Regions from separate parts of the Homo sapiens genome. Here region 1 is linked to region 2. The links are chromatin loops, found by intact Hi-C in ENCODE. Cell type or tissue: GM12878. All regions are shown on one strand. Links, peaks and the distances in the headings refer to the core of each region. The heading gives the core; the rest is flanking DNA.

What was found. A loop is a pair of places that touch in the nucleus more often than their neighbours do. Peaks named below come from ENCODE experiments on the same cell type or tissue, not always from the same donor. Only the 100,000 strongest peaks of a DNase experiment are listed, where the experiment ranks them.
Region 1: it touches region 2 in a loop (2.8-fold over the local background); 9 of 110 quality-filtered maps call a loop at or near these places.

Annotation. Positions count from the first base shown.
Region 1 is chr5:149,663,744-149,672,070 of GRCh38, reverse strand. No RefSeq gene overlaps it. Among named protein-coding and RNA genes, the nearest start is that of PPARGC1B, 62 kb to the left of the region's middle. In GM12878, for the core only: a CTCF peak has its summit at 4,348 (motif pointing left); a DNase peak (open chromatin) is centred at 4,350.
Region 2 is chr5:149,771,580-149,779,906 of GRCh38, reverse strand. All of the region lies in intron 1 of PPARGC1B (PPARG coactivator 1 beta), which reads right to left. Among named protein-coding and RNA genes, the nearest start is that of MIR378A, 43 kb to the right of the region's middle. RefSeq lists enhancers at 2,274-2,453, 6,198-7,037. In GM12878, for the core only: a CTCF peak has its summit at 3,926 (motif pointing right); DNase peaks (open chromatin) are centred at 2,736, 3,266, 3,661 and 3,926; H3K27ac peaks cover 4,254 bases.

The DNA of each region.
Region 1 (8,327 bases), core at 313-8,312, 110 kb after region 2:
AATGTACTATCTGGGCTGCCAAGAGCCCTGGGTTCTAGCCTGTCCCCTACGACCAGTGTACCACTTTGGGCAACCTTGGGGCAAAGCCCTTGACTAATCCAGTTTCTGTTTCCCTCCACACCCTTCAATCAACAGCTCAAGGAACGACAAAGCAATCTTTATGGCTGTCATATTGGCTGGATTATAGGACTACAAATAAGGCCGTTTCTAAATAATTCCCAAACTGTTCAGATATGAAGGGTGTAATGGGCAGAGACTGGCATCGGCTGGGGAGCCGGACAAAGCAAGATTGCCAGAGGCCTTGGTAACTGCTTATGGTGGCTACACTGGCCTGGAACCAGTGCCAAGTCAAATATATGTACAAAGAGGAGGCTCAAATTCCCCTTCTCAGGCCAGCCCTGGCAGGCTTGCTGCCTCCACTGGAAAGATAGAAAGCAAAGGCACAGAGAGGTTAATGTAGCCACGTGAGCATCTATAGGGTAATCAAGAATTAACCCCATTAGGGCAACACCCAATTCCTAACTTCTTACAGGCTCTAAGTTACTGAATTTCTGCCAAATTGAGGTTTTCATTACCTTCCACAGAAAATGATTCTCCAAATGACATCATTATTATAATAACAGGTGGGGCTCTCCCTCTCCCTCTCCCTCTCCCTCTCCCCACGGTCTCCCTCTCCCTCTCTTTCCATGGTCTCCCCCTGATGCCGAGCCAAAGCTGGACTGTACTGCTGCCATCTTGGCTCACTGCAACCTCCCTGCCTGATTCTCCTGCCTCAGCCTGCCGAGTGCCTGCGATTGCAGGCGCGCGCCGCCACGCCTGACTGGTTTTCGTATTTTTTTGGTGGAGACGGGGTTTCGCCGTGTTGGCCGGGCTGGTCTCCAGCTCCTAACCGCGAGTGATCCGCCAGCCTCGGCCTCCCGAGGTGCCGGGATGGCAGACAGAGTCGTGTTCACTCAGTGCTCAATGGTGCCCAAGCTGGAGTGCAGTGGCGTGATCTCGGCTGGCTACAACCTCCACCTCCCAGCCGCCTGCCTTGGCCCCACAAAGTGCCGAGATTGCAGCCTCTGCCCGGCCGCCACCCCGTCTGGGAAGTGAGGAGTGTCTCTGCCTGGCCGCCCATCGTCTGGGATGTGAGGAGCCTCTCTGCCTGGCTGCCCAGTCTGGAAAGTGAGGAGCGTCTCTGCCCGGCCGCCATCCCATCTAGGAAGTGAGGAGCGTCTCTGCCCGGCCACCCATCGTCTGAGATGTGGGGAGCGCCTCTGCCCTGTCGCCCCGTCCGGGATGTGAGGAGCGTCTCTGCCCGGCCGCCCCGTCTGAGAAGTGAGGAGACCCTCTGCCTGGCAACCGCCCCGTCTGAGAAGTGAGGAGCCCCTCCGCCCGGCAGCCACTCCGTCTGGGAAGTGAGGAGTGTCTCCGCCCGGCAGCCACCCCGTCTGGGAGGGAGGTGGGGGGGTCAGCCCCCCGCCCGGCCAGCCGCCCCGTCCAGGAGGTGAGGGGCGCCTCTGCCCGGCCGCCCCTACTGGGAAGTGAGGAGCCCCTCTGCCCGGCCAGCCGCCCCATCCAGGAAGGATGTGGGGGGGTCAGCCCCCCGCCCGGCCAGCCGCCCCATCCGGGAGGTGAGGGGCGCCTCTGCCCGGCCGCCCCTACTGGGAAGAGAGGAGCCCCTCTGCCCAGCCAGCCGCCCCGTCCGGGAGGGAGGTGGGGGGTCAGCCCCTGGCCCGGCCAGCCGCCCCGTCCAGGAGGGAGGTGGGGGGGTAGCCCCCCGCCCGGCCAGCCGCCCCATCCGGGAGGTGAGGGGCGCCTCTGCCCGGCCTCCCCTACTGGGAAGAGAGGGGCGCCTCTGCCTGGCCGCCCCTACTGGGAAGAGAGGAGCCCCTCTGCCCGGCCAGCCACCCCATCCGGGAGGGAGGTGGGGGGGGTCAGCCCCCCGCCCGGCCAGCCGCCCCGTCCGGGAGGTGAGGGGCGCCTCTGCCCGGCTGCCCCTACTGGGAAGTGAGGAGCCCCTCTGCCCGGCCACCACCCCGTCTGGGAGATGTACTCAACAGCTCATTGAGAACGGGCCATGATGACAATGTGGAATAGAAAGGGGGGAAAGGTGGGGAAAAGATTGAGAAATCGGATGGTTGCCATGTCTGTGTAGAAAGAGGTAGACATGGGAGACTTTTCATTTTGTTCTGTACTAAGAAAAATTCTTCTGCCTTGGGATCCTGTTGATCTGTGACCTTACCCCCAACCCTGTGCTCTCTGAAACATGTGCTGTGTCCACTCAGGATTGAATGGATTAAGGGTGGTGCAAGATGTGCTTTGTTAAACAGATGCTTGAAGGCAGCATGCTCCTTAAGAGTCATCACCACTCCCTAATCTCAAGTACCCAGGGACACAAACACTGCGGAAGGCCGCAGGGTCCTCTGCCTAGGAAAACCAGAGACCTTTGTTCACTTATCTGCTGACCTTCCCTCCACTATTGTCCTGTGACCCTGCCAAATCCCCCTCTGCGAGAAACACCCAAGAATGATCAATAAAAAAAAAAAAAAGAAAGAAAAAGAAAATTGGAAAGGCTTCAGGATTGTCAGTTAAATATAATTGTTTTTGCCTGGGTCTACTGACAGACAGGTTTACATTGTCTCTATTACTTTTTTTTTTTTTTTTTTTTTTTTTTTTAATTTGTTTTTTGTTTTTGAGCTGGAGTTTTGCTCTCATTGCCCAGGCTGGAGTGCAGTGGTGAGATCTCAGCTCACCACAACTTCCGTCTCCCAGGTTCAAGTGATTCTCCTGCCTCAGCCTTCCGAATAGCTAAACTACAGGTGTATGCCACCATACTTGGCTAATTTTTGTGTTTGTAGTAGAAACAGGATTTCACCATGTTGGCTAGGCTGGTCTCGAACTCCTGACCTCAAGTGATCTGCCCACCTTGGCCTCCCAAAGTGCTGGGATTACAGGCATGGGCCACCGTGCCCAGCCTATTACATGTTTTAAGGTCATAAAACTGCTACTTCTGGAATATTTCTTAAACTTGCTTGATTTGTCTAAATTGAGCTAAAGCTGTAAGGTCTGGCTGCTGGGCTCCCTGAAACCTTGCACATATCTTACTGTATGACTGTATTTCGTTTTGAGTCTCTGGATTCTGGGGTTTGGACAGATGACCATAGTGAGGCCTGCAGAAATATATGCATGTCCTCAGTGTTTGGACTGCCAGCTGCAAGGCAGAGCCAAACCCAATATGGCCCCATCATCCCTGGCTCAGCTGTGCTACCTGGCCATGCTGGAAGGGGTTTGATCTTCCAGGAATTTGCTTCACAGCTCTTTCCTGTCCCAAGCTCTATGCCTGATGTGTAAATTCAGGACCCAAAAGGGCACAAAAAAGCAATAACTACTAAATATAAAGAAAACAACTCTGTATACAGCATGTATAAAGAAAAGCAAGATATATTTGGGGAGATAAAAGTTGTAAAGGCATTAAGATGTGTGTTTGTTGAGAAAAAATAAATTTGTGCATTTAAGAAGTTAAAAAAAAAAATAACAGGTGGGACTGTTGGGGCTTCTAGGAAATTAGCTAGCCATCAGCTTGCTACCTTAGATTCTTGGCATTGTTTAATTTAAATGTTTGGTTTCAATTATTTGTGAGCAAACCAGAATGTTCATGGTATATATTAGTCATTGTGCTGGGTCCAGATGTAAATCATGGCCCTGGGAAGCTGGTATGCTGGGAAGAATAACAACAGTCTGTAAGCCTAGCCTGCTGCCCAGCAGGTACAGGTCAACACTTGTCACCTATCCTGACATTCTCCAGGGATAATTTTTTTTAAAAAATGGCTTTCTACAAGATACACTCGTTGAAAAATAAGCCGACTTGTGTTGGTGATAAAAGGGAAGAGGAAGACAAGTCTAAGTGTGTGTTAGTTCTTAAGCCAAAAAACAGAAGTTTCAGATCAACTGAAGAGTGGAAGATTAGACTCAGTGGTGGCTCAGAGCCTAAAAGTGACAGACTCCACCTAATTCCTAACGAGTAATAAGAAAAAGCAATCTATAAAACCATTTCAAGCAATCAACAGCAACACTAATAACAGAAAACACCTCTTTGGTAAGCGAGAGAAGAAACTTCAGAGACATCAAAAAGTGTTTAATGTGTAGCATGAAGACGTAACCCTTAATGGAAATGGGGTTCTGGAGTAAGGCAATTACCTGAACAAAGATTTCCACACATACAAATTTAAGGATCACGAAGGTCTCCAGCTGTCAGTCTGGAGAAGATCAGAGGCCCCCCGGCCTCCTTCCACCAACCTGCTCATCAATTTCACGCCCCTCTCCCAGCCCATCCCAATTGGGACGTCATAGTCGTGTGCCATCTAGTGGTCAATATGATTACTGCATGTAACTGCCTGGGGCTTTCTGTTTTGGTTTTATTAAGCTTTCACTAACTCATTGTTATAATATGTCTGGTGCTGAGAATATAATAGAGAACACGATAGACACGGCCCTTCCTTCAGGAACCTCACAGTATAGCAGGGTGAATTAAACACATAAAATACAATATGAGAGGTACAATCAAGACATATTAAGGGAGGTAAGGGAGCCCTGAGGAAGGACACCTAATCTAGATTTGGTGATTGGAGGAGGCTTCCCAGAGGGAGGGCCATTAATGCTGGGATCTGAAGGATAAGCAGAAGTTTGTTAAGCAAAGGAGGGGAAGGAAACAGACAGCATTTCAGGCAGAAAGGTGAGGTATGCCTAAAAGCCAGGTGTCAAGAGAGCACAACCAGCTCATGTTGGGTGCAAAGCTTTGTTAAGAACTTTGAACTTGGCAGGGTGCGGTGGCTCATGCCTGTAATCCCAGCACATTGGGAGGCTGAGGCAGGTGGATCACCTGAGGTCAGGAGTTTTAGACCAGCCTGGCCAACATGGTGAAACCCTGTTTCTACTAAAAATACAAAAAAAAAAGTTAGGTGTGGTGACAGGTGCCTGCAGTCCCAGCTACTTGGGAGGATGAGGCAGGAGAATTGCTTGAACCTGGGAGGTGGCGGTTGCAGTGAGCTGAGATTGCACCGTTGTACTCCAGCCTGGGTGACAGAGTGAGACTCTGTCTAAAAAAATAATAATAATAACTTTGAACTTCATTCATGGGGCTGTGAGAGCCATTTCTTTTCAGGGACAAATGAAGAAAGCCTATAGAATTTGAATTTCTCCTGGGCCCTGGCTTATACCTCTTACCTCTTAGAGTCCAGACACTCACAACCCACCCCCTGAAGAGTGGAATGATGTTATTCTTTAAATTTTTGTTTTATTCCCAGGCATGAGTTGCTTATCCACATGCCCTTGATCTCTCCTTTCCCTGTGTCAGCAAAGAAGTTTGTCTAGCGTTGTCATCATTTCTGAGCTAGGGCAGAGCTTCAGCTCCTGCAATAATAGATCTGGCAATGCCAAACTCCTTTCTAGCGCCAAAGTCCTTAATGGGGGAGACAGTGGCTACTGTCAGTGTAAGGTCCTGGGGACCTCATGCTTCAGTATCCCCTGGGGTATTTAACAAAGCAGATTCCCAGACCTTCCCATCCTCACTCAGGGGATGTGGGTCCCTGGAATGGGCTCCTGTGCCCTGGTGATCCTGGGGCTCACTTGGGTTAGAAGCACTGGTGTGGCGATTGGGGCACAGGCCCTGGGGTTAGTTCCCTCCTACAACTCTGTCTAGCCCTGCCTCCCACTGTGTGTGACTCAGCTGTTTGGTCTCAGGCCAGTTACTTCATCTCCCTAAGCCACTGGTTTCTATTCTTGAAAATGGGAATAATAATCATAAAACCTACCCAACAGCATTATTGAGAAGATTCGATGAGATTATGTATGTAATGAGGCTGGCACAGAGTCTGGCAAATAGGAAGTACTCATCAAAGCTTAAAGAACATCAACTGTTGTGTCTGGGACACATTACAGTCATAAAGGGGATGGGAGTTAACACCAGGCCATGGGCTTGGATCCTCAGGGGCTGGAATTTAGAGGGGTGGGTTGCCAAGGGGAGGAGAGAAGACCTAGGGGGTCGGATATCTCACTCAGAGAGGTGTTGAGAGCCAGCAAGCCAGAGAGGCAGACTGCCCCTGGACAGCTGGGAGCAGAGGGTTGTAAGTGCACCGCAGAGTGGGTGGAAATGAAATCTTCATGAAATGCTCAGAGAATCTGACAGGAAGCTTCCCTCTGCTAACACTGCTTTTCAATGACTCTTATCGACACAAACCAGCCAAAGCAAAAGAGGGAATTTTGAGTTTATTTAATTGAAAAGGCCAAGGGTAGATATGAATCTGGTGTAAACACTGCCATCAGGAACCAGTCTCCAATTCTCAGCTCTACTTCTGCCCATCTTAGCTTTGTTCTCAGGCTGGCTTGCTCTATGTATTGACAAAAGTCAACCAGCAGCTCTAAGTGTAGTTCTGCAGGTAACAAGCCCAGCCCAGAGACAGCACCTCTCTCCTGATAGCATCAGCAAAAATCTTGAGGCTGACGTTCATTGGCTTAACTTTGGGCCACTTGCCCATCTCTGAACCAATCACTGTGACCAGAAAAATGGAATTTTCTGATTGGCCAGATCTGTTTCTTGTGTTCAATTTTGCATCCAGGGTTGGTTCAGCCCCACCCAAATTACACGGAGTGAGCATAAAGAGTTCCCTAAATAAAAATAAGGGCCCTGTTTCTGGGAGAAGAGATGGAGGACAAGCCAAACAAAACTGAGGCATCCTCAATTTGCCCATGTGTGAGACACCCTCTTGCCATTGGTCCCTGGAGCCAGGCTGTTCTTGGGCGCCTGAACATCCGTTTTCAGTTCTGCTGCAGCCCCCACAGGCTTGGTCCTTGGGAAGGGGAGTCTTCCAGCACTGGGTAGCAGGCAGGAGTCACCTCCCCCACAGAGAGCAGTGACACCACAGATGGTGCTTGCTGAAAAGGCAGTTCTAGGGAGTAGCAGGCACAGGTGGTGCTGCACAAGCCCCTAGCTAGATTCCCCTAATGTCCTTCAAGAGAGGCTGTAAAAGGAGAAAAAGAAAATCAGAGACTTTATGAGGGTAGGGGAATGAGGACAGGCTAAAAGACTACGACTCCTCAACCACGGCGGCTGCCGACCCTGGGGAGCTGATGGCCCTGGACTAGGAGGCGCTAGGGACTATGTCCCTGCTCTGCCACTCTGGCCCTCCCTTCACCCTAGATCATCCCGCTGCACCCCAGCCCATTCTGAACTGTGCATTCCTGTGAGCACGCTCCCTCACTCCCTCACTCTTGGCACACACACACATCTCCCGGCCCTCGCACTCATTCAACCAGCTTAGGGCCTACAGAGGGCCATGCTCCATGCCAGGAGCTACCATGGCTCCCCAGGAAGAGCCTACCTCATGGAACCTCATGGAACACACAATTCAAGAAAGTGCAATGAGGGCCATGTTTTATGAATGCACTCTTTATTTTTATTGCACTTTTATTGCATTAAATCATACATTAAGTGATTCTCCTTGTAAACTATTCCAATCATACATTTACTACTGAAGCCACTTAACTCCCCTCTCCCCAGCCAGGCCCCTCCCTCAAAGTAAGTAGTCTGTTATCCATTTGATGGATAGCTGTTGAAATATTTTTCTACATGTATACATCCTAATATGTTCACATGCAGGAATATATAGCTTTAGTTTTGTTGACATCTTTTGAAGAGGTCTGAAAGGGTATCCAGTGAGAAGTCTCCCTCTTACCTCATCCCTCAGCTGTCCCTTCCTCTCCCAGAGCAGCCAGCCAGGTCACCAGTTTCCAGCATTTCCTTCCAGCTAGGCTAGGCCAGGAGTCAGCAAACTTTGTCTGTAAAGGGCCAGATCGTAAATACTTCAGGCTTTGCAGGCTAATGGTCTCTGCCCCAACTGCTTAACTCTGCCATTGTATTGCAAAGGCAGCCATAGACAATATATAAATGAATGAATGTGGCTGTATGCCAATAAAACTTTATTTATAGACACAGAAATTTGAATGTCATATCATTTTCAAGTGTCATGAAATATTATTCTTCTTTAGTTTTTCAACTACTTAAAAATCTAAGCACCATTCTTAGCTCCCTGCTGTACCAAGACAGGTGGCAGACTGGATTTGACATGTGAACTGGAGCTTGCCGACTCCTGGTCTGTGCATATGAAAACCAAGTAGGGATGGACGTTCTTTCCCCTCTTTTTTACATGAGGGGAACCTGCTATGCTAAAGTGCTTTTCTCACTTTGCAATATATCTTAGAGATCATGCCACATGAGTTTGTACAAAAGGTCCTTGTTTTTGCCTTTGGCATAACATTACATTGTATTCCATTAGTATATTTTACCG
Region 2 (8,327 bases), core at 58-8,057:
TGGGAAGGGGCTCCATCTACTCCTTTCTCAATCATGGAGCACTAAGCCTCTCCCTGCATCCCGGATACATCCTGGGCAACCCCAGCACACAGTGTCGTGGGAAGGCACAGGCATGCCCTAACCTTGCCACCTCCGGAGGCCTCTCACATCTTCCTCCCCAGCACACCTGTGGCCTCCTCTTGGAACCCCTCCAGACCTTTTCAAATTCTCTTTTTTGCCAGGTAGTCTCAAAAGTCACTCCTGGAACAGGCTTCCCTGTTGCCCCCTCCAGCTGACTCCCATTATTTCCTCCCTCCCTGGACTTCCCAGAGCATGTTGCTTTTTATCTGATTTGTCTCCTTGTTTCTCTCTCTCTAGAGAGCTCCAGGGATGCAGTGGCCTGCTGGTCTTTTCACTGTTGTATCCTTAGTGTGTGCTATACAGTAGATGTTCAATAAAAACCTCCTGAAGGCATGGATGTTGCAGTGGTGCCTGAAGTGGTCCAGCAACACTTTGTGAAGATGGGGGTTTCAAAACTTGGCCTTGAGGGCAGAAGAGGCAGCCCCTCCCCCAGACGCAAAGTGCCCATTGTATTTGTTACTGAGCAGCACTGAGATCGTGCCAGGCATGGTGTATGCACTCACCCCACTGAACTCTAACAAGCCTCATCCCCATCTTATCAGTGGGAAGACAAAGCCAGAGAGGCCTGGCAATCTGAGACAGTGCAGCCAGGCTGTAGCAGAGACCAGACTCAAAATTCAGGACTCCTTTCCATGGGCTGCACTCAGATTCAGAGTCTGGCTGGGGTCAGATCACGATGGGCCTTTGGTGTCCCGAGGAGTCTGGACTTTGTCTCAAGGAGTCTCCTCCTTCTGAGGAGTCTAGTTTTTGTGACATTCAAAAACTAGGCCTTATTGGGAGTAACAGCTTTCTAGGGCTCCCTAGACACTGGTCTGTGACGAAACTCCCTCTCAAACACAGATGCTAGGCATGGGTCATCTCCCCTGTGAGATATTTCTAAAACTTTCTGGATAATCTCTTTTTCTGGAATCCTGGAAAAAAGAGGATGGTTTTATGACTACACACACTCCATAAAACTTTCCTTTTTTCAAACAATGAAACTGAGGCCATGAGTGCCAGGTTTTATCTGTGGTCACCCAGCCACAGCCAAGCAGTGACAGATCCTGTGGCCTGGGGTGCTGGTAGGGGAGCTTGGGCAGGAAGGGGCGTGAAGGGCTGTGACTTGCAGGAGGGGTGAGCCTTGCTCTATGAGGGCCCACGACGCCAAGCCCAGGCTATGGTGGGAGCTGAGACTGCAGCTCATTTATTCTAAGGAAGCCCTTGTGACCATCAGAGCTGCCCAATGGCAGCCGCAAGCAGCTGTGGGAGGTCATGAGGACTGTGTGGCCACTACCTGGTGGGATGGCAGGGATGCAGGTACTCTCCATGAGACAGTCCTGAAGGTCCCCAACCCAGGGAGCCCAAGAGCCCCGCTTCTGCTTGGAGCCTCCTCTCCCTGCCTCTGGAGTCTCTCTGGCCACTGGAGGGCTAGGCTAAGTCAGGGAAGCTCACAGACCTCTTCTCCCATCACGGAGTTGCAGACTGGCGGGTAAGAGACAGACAGACTAAAGCCTTGCCAGGAACCCAGGCCTCCTCACCACTCTTGGGTCAGGGGCTGCCTCCCTTCTGTCATCCCCTCCAAGACAAAGCACCTGCTGAGACCCAGCTGATGCTGCTCCATGGATACGAGCAGCCAGGTACTCTGTGTGTGTGTGTGTGTGTTGCTGCTCCATGGAATGTGAGCAGCTGGGTACTCTGTGTGTGTGTGTGTGTGTGTGTGTGTGTGTGTGTGTGTGTGTGTGTGAGATGCTGCTACATGGATATAAGCAGCCGGGTACTCTGTGTGTGTGTCTGTGGGGGGGGGAAGGGGGGCACTGCTACATGGATACAAGCAGCCGGATACTGTGTGTGTGTGTGTGTGTGTGTGTGTGTGTGTGTGTGTGTGATGCTACATGGATATGAGCAGCCGGGTACTCTGTGTGTGTGTCTGTGGTGGGGGGGGAGGGGGGCACTGCTACATGGATACAAGCAGCCGGATACTGTGTGTGTGTGTGTGTGTGTGTGTGTGTGTGTGTGTGTGTGTTACAAAGACAGTTTTTAAATCTCTACTTCCAAGTGTCCCCATCTTGGGAAGCTAGAGGCCCTGGGTGGTGTGGTTCTCATGGGGAGAGAGGACCAAAGAAGGCAAGATGTGAGGATGCTGGGGGAGGGGCCGGCTGCCCGGCAGTTTCCTTAGGAGACCCAGTCTGTAAAAGGAGTGAAGAGGCCTCTGGGACCCATGAGGGACAAGGCAGCCACTTAACTCTTCCCTGCCTGCGTGGGAGGGTGGCGGAATTTCCCAACACACTCCTGAGCTCAGAGCCAGGCAGGCCCCCTCCCACTCCTGATTGTCAGCACCACTCAGGCCAGGCCTCACAACCGGGCAGGGGCTGCCAATGGCCCAGGGGGTGGTGGCTTTTGGAAGGAGGTAGGAGAGTTTGGGTGGTGGGGGGAGGAAGGGAACAGGTTCTGCAGACAGAGAGCTCAGCAACCGTGGCATGTGTTTCTGGACTTCCCTCTAAAGTTTCCACATCTGTAAAGTGGGCAGAGCATGTGTGGTGAGCAGGGGTCTTTGTCGGTCTATGTGTGTTTGGGAAAATTGAGAAAATGACTCTAAAGCCAGGGCATATACTAAGTGCTTTTGATAAATCGTAGATGAAAAAAGCCACAAAACTGCCTCAGCAAAAACAAGAAGAAGAACAGATTCAGACTGAATTCTAGCCTCGCCTTGCTGCTTAAGGGAAACCACACTACCTTCTGAGGCTCAGGCCCAGCACCTGCACAATGGGAATAACCTCCTTCTTGCAAACTGAAAGGGCTCCCCACAAGGACATGATCATTAACAATAATGGAAGAGCTGGGCTGAGGGTGGGGAAGGACTCGGGACCAGGAACTGGGCAAGAGCAAGGGTGTGTACACACATGTGTGTGCAGAGTGCAGGAAGCCAGGAGAGCCTCTCCCTGTCCGCTGCCAACAGGAAAAGGTTACGGGGCCATTTCCATTGTCAACTGAGAACCACATACACAATCCTGCTCAAACTTGTCTGAAGCCCCAGAGCTAGCAAGTGGCAGAGAGGGGATGTGAATGTGGGGCTAACTGCTGAGGCCACAGTGCCTCCGTTACACTACAATGGTGGCCTCTGGGTGGGTCATTCCCAGGGCCCCAGATGTCTTCATTGCATCCTAGCTGCAGCTGACACCAACGACCCACCCAACTCTCATCAAACCAGCAACCACCTACACATGCTCTCAAGATCCCCTAGTTCAACGAATGCCAACCACAGCAGTATTACTGCCAGGGAGCATGTGGGTGTTCCACCTACCACAATGATTTGACTTGGAGATCTGGGATGCAAACTGTCCTGAGTGCCTGGGGCAGTCCTACACAATGCAAAACTGTCCAGCCTAAAAAGCTTTGGGGTGCTGCTGGAAGTTGAAAAAATAAAAATAAATAAATAAAAAAAACCTTTGGAACCTCTTTTGGGAAACGCTGCATAAGGCAGAATTTTTGTAGTGCAGATAGGAAAACCAAGGCCCAGAGAGGGAAAGGAATTTGCCCATGGTCTCATTGCAAGCTAGCAACAGAAGTGAGGCTATGGTTCAGCCCCTACTACTCCCAGTCCAATGTTCTTTCATCACCTACACTCTGCTGCCTTTTCTATGACACCTATTAGAGTTAGAATAGAATGTACAGGGGTTCAAAAAGAAACATACTTGTATGAAGAGAAAGTTAGTAACAATGACAGAGGAAAAGAGGTGGTATCTTGGTATGGCAGAGAAGGAGGTGGAGGGGAAGAGGGTTGGGCAGTCTATGTATTCTTGATGCTAACCACTAGGGGGCAATACTGGCTTTGGACAGCTTGGTTATGTCATAAGAATTTGTTAGGTCAGGGAGAGGAAAATGGAAGGACTTATTTCTATCCAATCTGATTTACTTTCTTTAGACAGTCCAGTGCACCTAATGCCACAACTCCCTTTATTGTTGCATGTGGAGAAAGAGAAGGGGGTAGGGGGTGAATTGGAGAAGGAGATCCAAAGGCAGAATCTGATCAGAAAATCCAGAGCTCAGATCCCTGAGTGCTTCCTGGCTCCCATCCTAGGACAGGGAAGAGTGTGGGCATCACTAGCCAAAGCCCCTACCACAAGGCATGCCTAGCTGCAGACTCAGCATGCCTTTCTAGGTCTCTCAGAAAATGTTTATCTCAAGTGTCAGCTTCAATTAATTGGGAGGACTACCTGAAGCCTTGTTTTGCAGTGGATTCTGAGGCCTCTTGGAGCTCAGGGGTAAGAGTGTGGAGACTGAATTCGTTCTGTCTGCCATGGGTGCTGAAAGGCGCATCTCAGCTCCTGCACCATCTCAGTCACGACCTTTATCCCTGTGGCCACATGCGTCACCCTACTGCATCCTCCAAGCAACCTGGGCGGCAGGCAGGGCAAGAATCACTGAGCCTCTGTGAAGGGAAAGAAGTTGAAGACCTGCAGGGCCACGGAAGCTGTCCAAGGTTACACAAGGCCGTGATGATAGTGGGGACAAGAACCTAGGCTCCATATCACCTCCTATTACCACTATGCCCTGCCCTCTCCAGATCCACAGAAAAATGTGCATTCTCAGCTGCCTCTGCCCCCACTGGGCTGTAGTTATGGCTTCTACAGTAACGCCCAGAGTAGGAGGTGATAGTTCAGCCATGTGGGGCTGGCAGGAGGCCTCCACAGTAGGGAGCTGCCCTACTCCACCCCTACACAACCCTCAGCTGCCAATGAACACAGCCCACCAAAGGGAGAAGGGGGAAGCAATTCTAGGTGGAATTGTGGAACCAGTTTCCCCTGCCTGCTGTGGCTGCAGCTCGCCCGGCTCTCTGGCTGTGGGGACATGCTGCTCCACTGAGTCCCAGATGAGCCCATCTAGATCCTGGGAAGCGCGAGTAGGGATAGAACCCAACCACTAGACAAAATGCTCTCAACTCCCAAAGCAGCAGCCTGGTCTCCATGACTCCCATGAGTGGATCCTGGAGAATCTGTCATCTTCTGAGAAGGCCTGAGGATCCAGCTACAAATGGAGTTCTGCAAGTCAGTATAGGGCCAGAGGCAGGAGGGAGAGGGGGTGAGGTTCAGGCCTGCCCAGCTGCCAGGTCACACATGGGGCAGGGACCTAGTCATTACAGGTCCCTAAAGCCCTGGCACCCTAAATAGAGACAAACTCCTAAGAGGTGTGGCCTGCATGCTAGATGAATGAATGAACAAATGAATGAATGTCAAAGCTGGGAGTCCTAGAGATCATCCCAATCCCCGCTAATGCTCGGATGTGATTATTGTGGTCAGGCCGGTCATCGTGGGACCAGAAGCCAGAAGGATTACCAGCGCCGCAGACCTCTACTGATCCGCTGCTATATGCCCGGCTCACTGCTAAATGCTATATGCCTTACCTGTAGCATCTCATGGCAACCTCACAGCACCCAGGGCTATGCCAGATTTTTAGCCCTGCTGTGCAGGTGAGGAAACCGGAGCCCAGTGCACACAGTCAGTAGCAGCAACACTAACTTTAACTCAGGCCCCGACACCCATTCTGTAAACTTCTCTACGACGGTGTCCCCTCACTAGGGGGGAACAGGGGACTCCACAGGCTCTCTGCCTCATGGCTGCTGCAAGGTGCCACCCCTGGACTTTCCGCTGGGGCTCTGATGCCCATGTCACCATGGCCTCTCCCCAAAGGGAATTCAGGTCAGAGCTGAAAGGGGGACCCAGGACAAGTACCTTCTTTGCTCTCTTAACTGGTGCTACAGTGGCCAAAGCAGGAGGGCTCAGGCTGGAGCCCTGAGGCTCACCACTGGACACCTGCTTTCTGACTGGCAGGTACAGGCTGCCATGCATCTGGGGACAGAGCACCAACATTCCAGAGAAATGCCAGTGGGGTGCCTGGCAGCAGAGGTGGGGCAGGCTGAGCCCCGCCCACAGTCCCCAGTTCTCATGAGAGTCACCAACACGCTGGGCAGCCAGTTCCCTCCTGAAGTTTGCACTCAGCTCCCATCTGAGAGGGATGGGAGCTGAGCCTCCCCCACGCCTCCAAGCGCTTCACCTCACACATCCATTTCCAGCACATGGCCACCCTGCCGGCCCCATCTCAGTCCCTCCCGCGGCCGCTCTGCCTCCCATCACCGTGTCTGTTAGCCTCCTCACATTCTCAGTGCGTAACTACACACTGATTTGGATATGTGATTTCCATCTGTCTGTCCTCCTCCTGACCCCTGTCTGTGAAGGTGGAGCTGCCTTTTGTGAGGAGGGACCTGGGAGGGACCAGGCTAGAACAGAGCAACCAGCCAGGCAGGGGCCAGGCTGAGACACACCTAAGAGTAGACGCTGCCTTGCCCCACTCCTGCCCACGGGGCAGAGCAGGAGCCGCAGGTGTCTTCCCCTGTGTAGGCAGCACTGGCTGAGGAGGGTCAGCTGCCAGGCTCACCCATGCACCAGCTGCACAAAACATGGCAGACAGGCCGGCAGGAGGCCGGGGTCATGCAGCAGCTTCCATCAAGCTTCAGGAGGCACAGCTTTGTTTCCTCTGGAGGCTGTTTGGATTAGTAAGAGACATGTAGCTCTCATCTGGCTGCACAAGACACGACCACAGCAGTCCTTGCCTCACAACCTGAACTGCAGCCTGTGGGGTTGCCCCAAACACCAAGAAGGTACAGACTGAAAGCATCAGCCCAGCCAACACTGTTAACCAAAAACTCTAAGCATGGGCAGAGCTGGTACACGGGCAGAACAATATCTCACAAACACCAAGCATCATACCCCAATAGAAAATATCTGCAACAAAGACCATCTCCCCAAACACCTCCTGCAACGCCACCACAGCCAGCGCCTTTACCTTAAGCACCAGGTATGTTCACAGTACAACCACTGGCATAGGATACCATCATACTAAACACACACACAAATATCTTCACAAGGTCACAAACACTGTCACACCAAACCCCACCGAGGAATCACCACCACCGCCACCCAGTCAGCAGTTACAGAAAACACAATTGTTAGAGGCTGAGTTGCATTGCCCTAAAATTCATATGATGAAGCCCTAAACCCACTACCTCAAAATGTGACTGTATTTGGAGCCAGGCTCTTTAAAGAGGTAACTAAGTTAAAATTAGGTCACGACAATAGGCCCTAATTTAATATGACTGGTGCCCTTATAAGAGGAGATCAGGACACAGGCACACACAGACCAAAGACCACGTGAACTCACAGGGGAAAGATGCCCATCTACAAGCCAAGGAGAGAGGCCTCAAAGTAAGCTGACTGCCCACCCCTTGCTTTTAGACTTCTGGCCTTCAGAATTGTGAGAAAATCCATTTCTCTGGTGTAAGTCACCCAGTCTATGGTACTTTATTACAGTAGCCCTAGCAAAGCAATACAACAGCAAACACCACAGCAACACCATGCAGCCTCCTCAGCCAAATAAATCCATTGTGCCACACACCATGACAGGAGACTGGCTGCATCACCAGCACAAACACCGCATCCCGAGACAGCCAGCACATCACGCACACTACCGTACCCTAACCCACCATCGCCACATCACAACCATGTGTCTACCCAACACCCTCCCGGCAGCATGTCACAATCGTCAACCCAACAAGCTCACAGAAAAAGCCTTCACCACCAACGCCACCTAAACAACCTCTGGCCCAACACCTACCATTGCTCTGGTGGCGGCTCCTCCAAGGGTCCTGGGGCAGCCCCAACCCAGATCAGAGCAGGCCCCTCAGAGGTCCCCACCTGTGCACAGCCTGGCACGTCTAAGTTGGAAACCTTCACTTCTCTGAGCCTGCTTCCTGCCTGTAAGTCTGGGATAACAGCAACTAATTCAGAGTTGCTTGAGGATTAAAATGAGAATGTAAAGCAGAATGCTAAAGCTTGGGGACAACGTTCAGTGACATCACTTAAACAGGATGAAATTGGCCATGGTGGGGATATTTACTTCCTGGACACCTGAAAATGCTACAACTCAGAGCCTCCCACCTCACCCCACCTCCAGAACCAGTTGTTATGCATTTCCCAGCACACCACTGAATGTAAGGCGGAGCAAGTGGAGTGCTGCCTGCTAGGCAAACAGAAAGAACAAGGAAAAAGGAATACGGCTTGCTCTGTCTTTCATGAAAACTGGCAGAGGAAAAGAAAATACTCCTCTTGCTATAATTTATGTAGGACACGGTAACAGGTGGCTCCTGTTACTCTATGCCTTAAATCTGGCCTCAC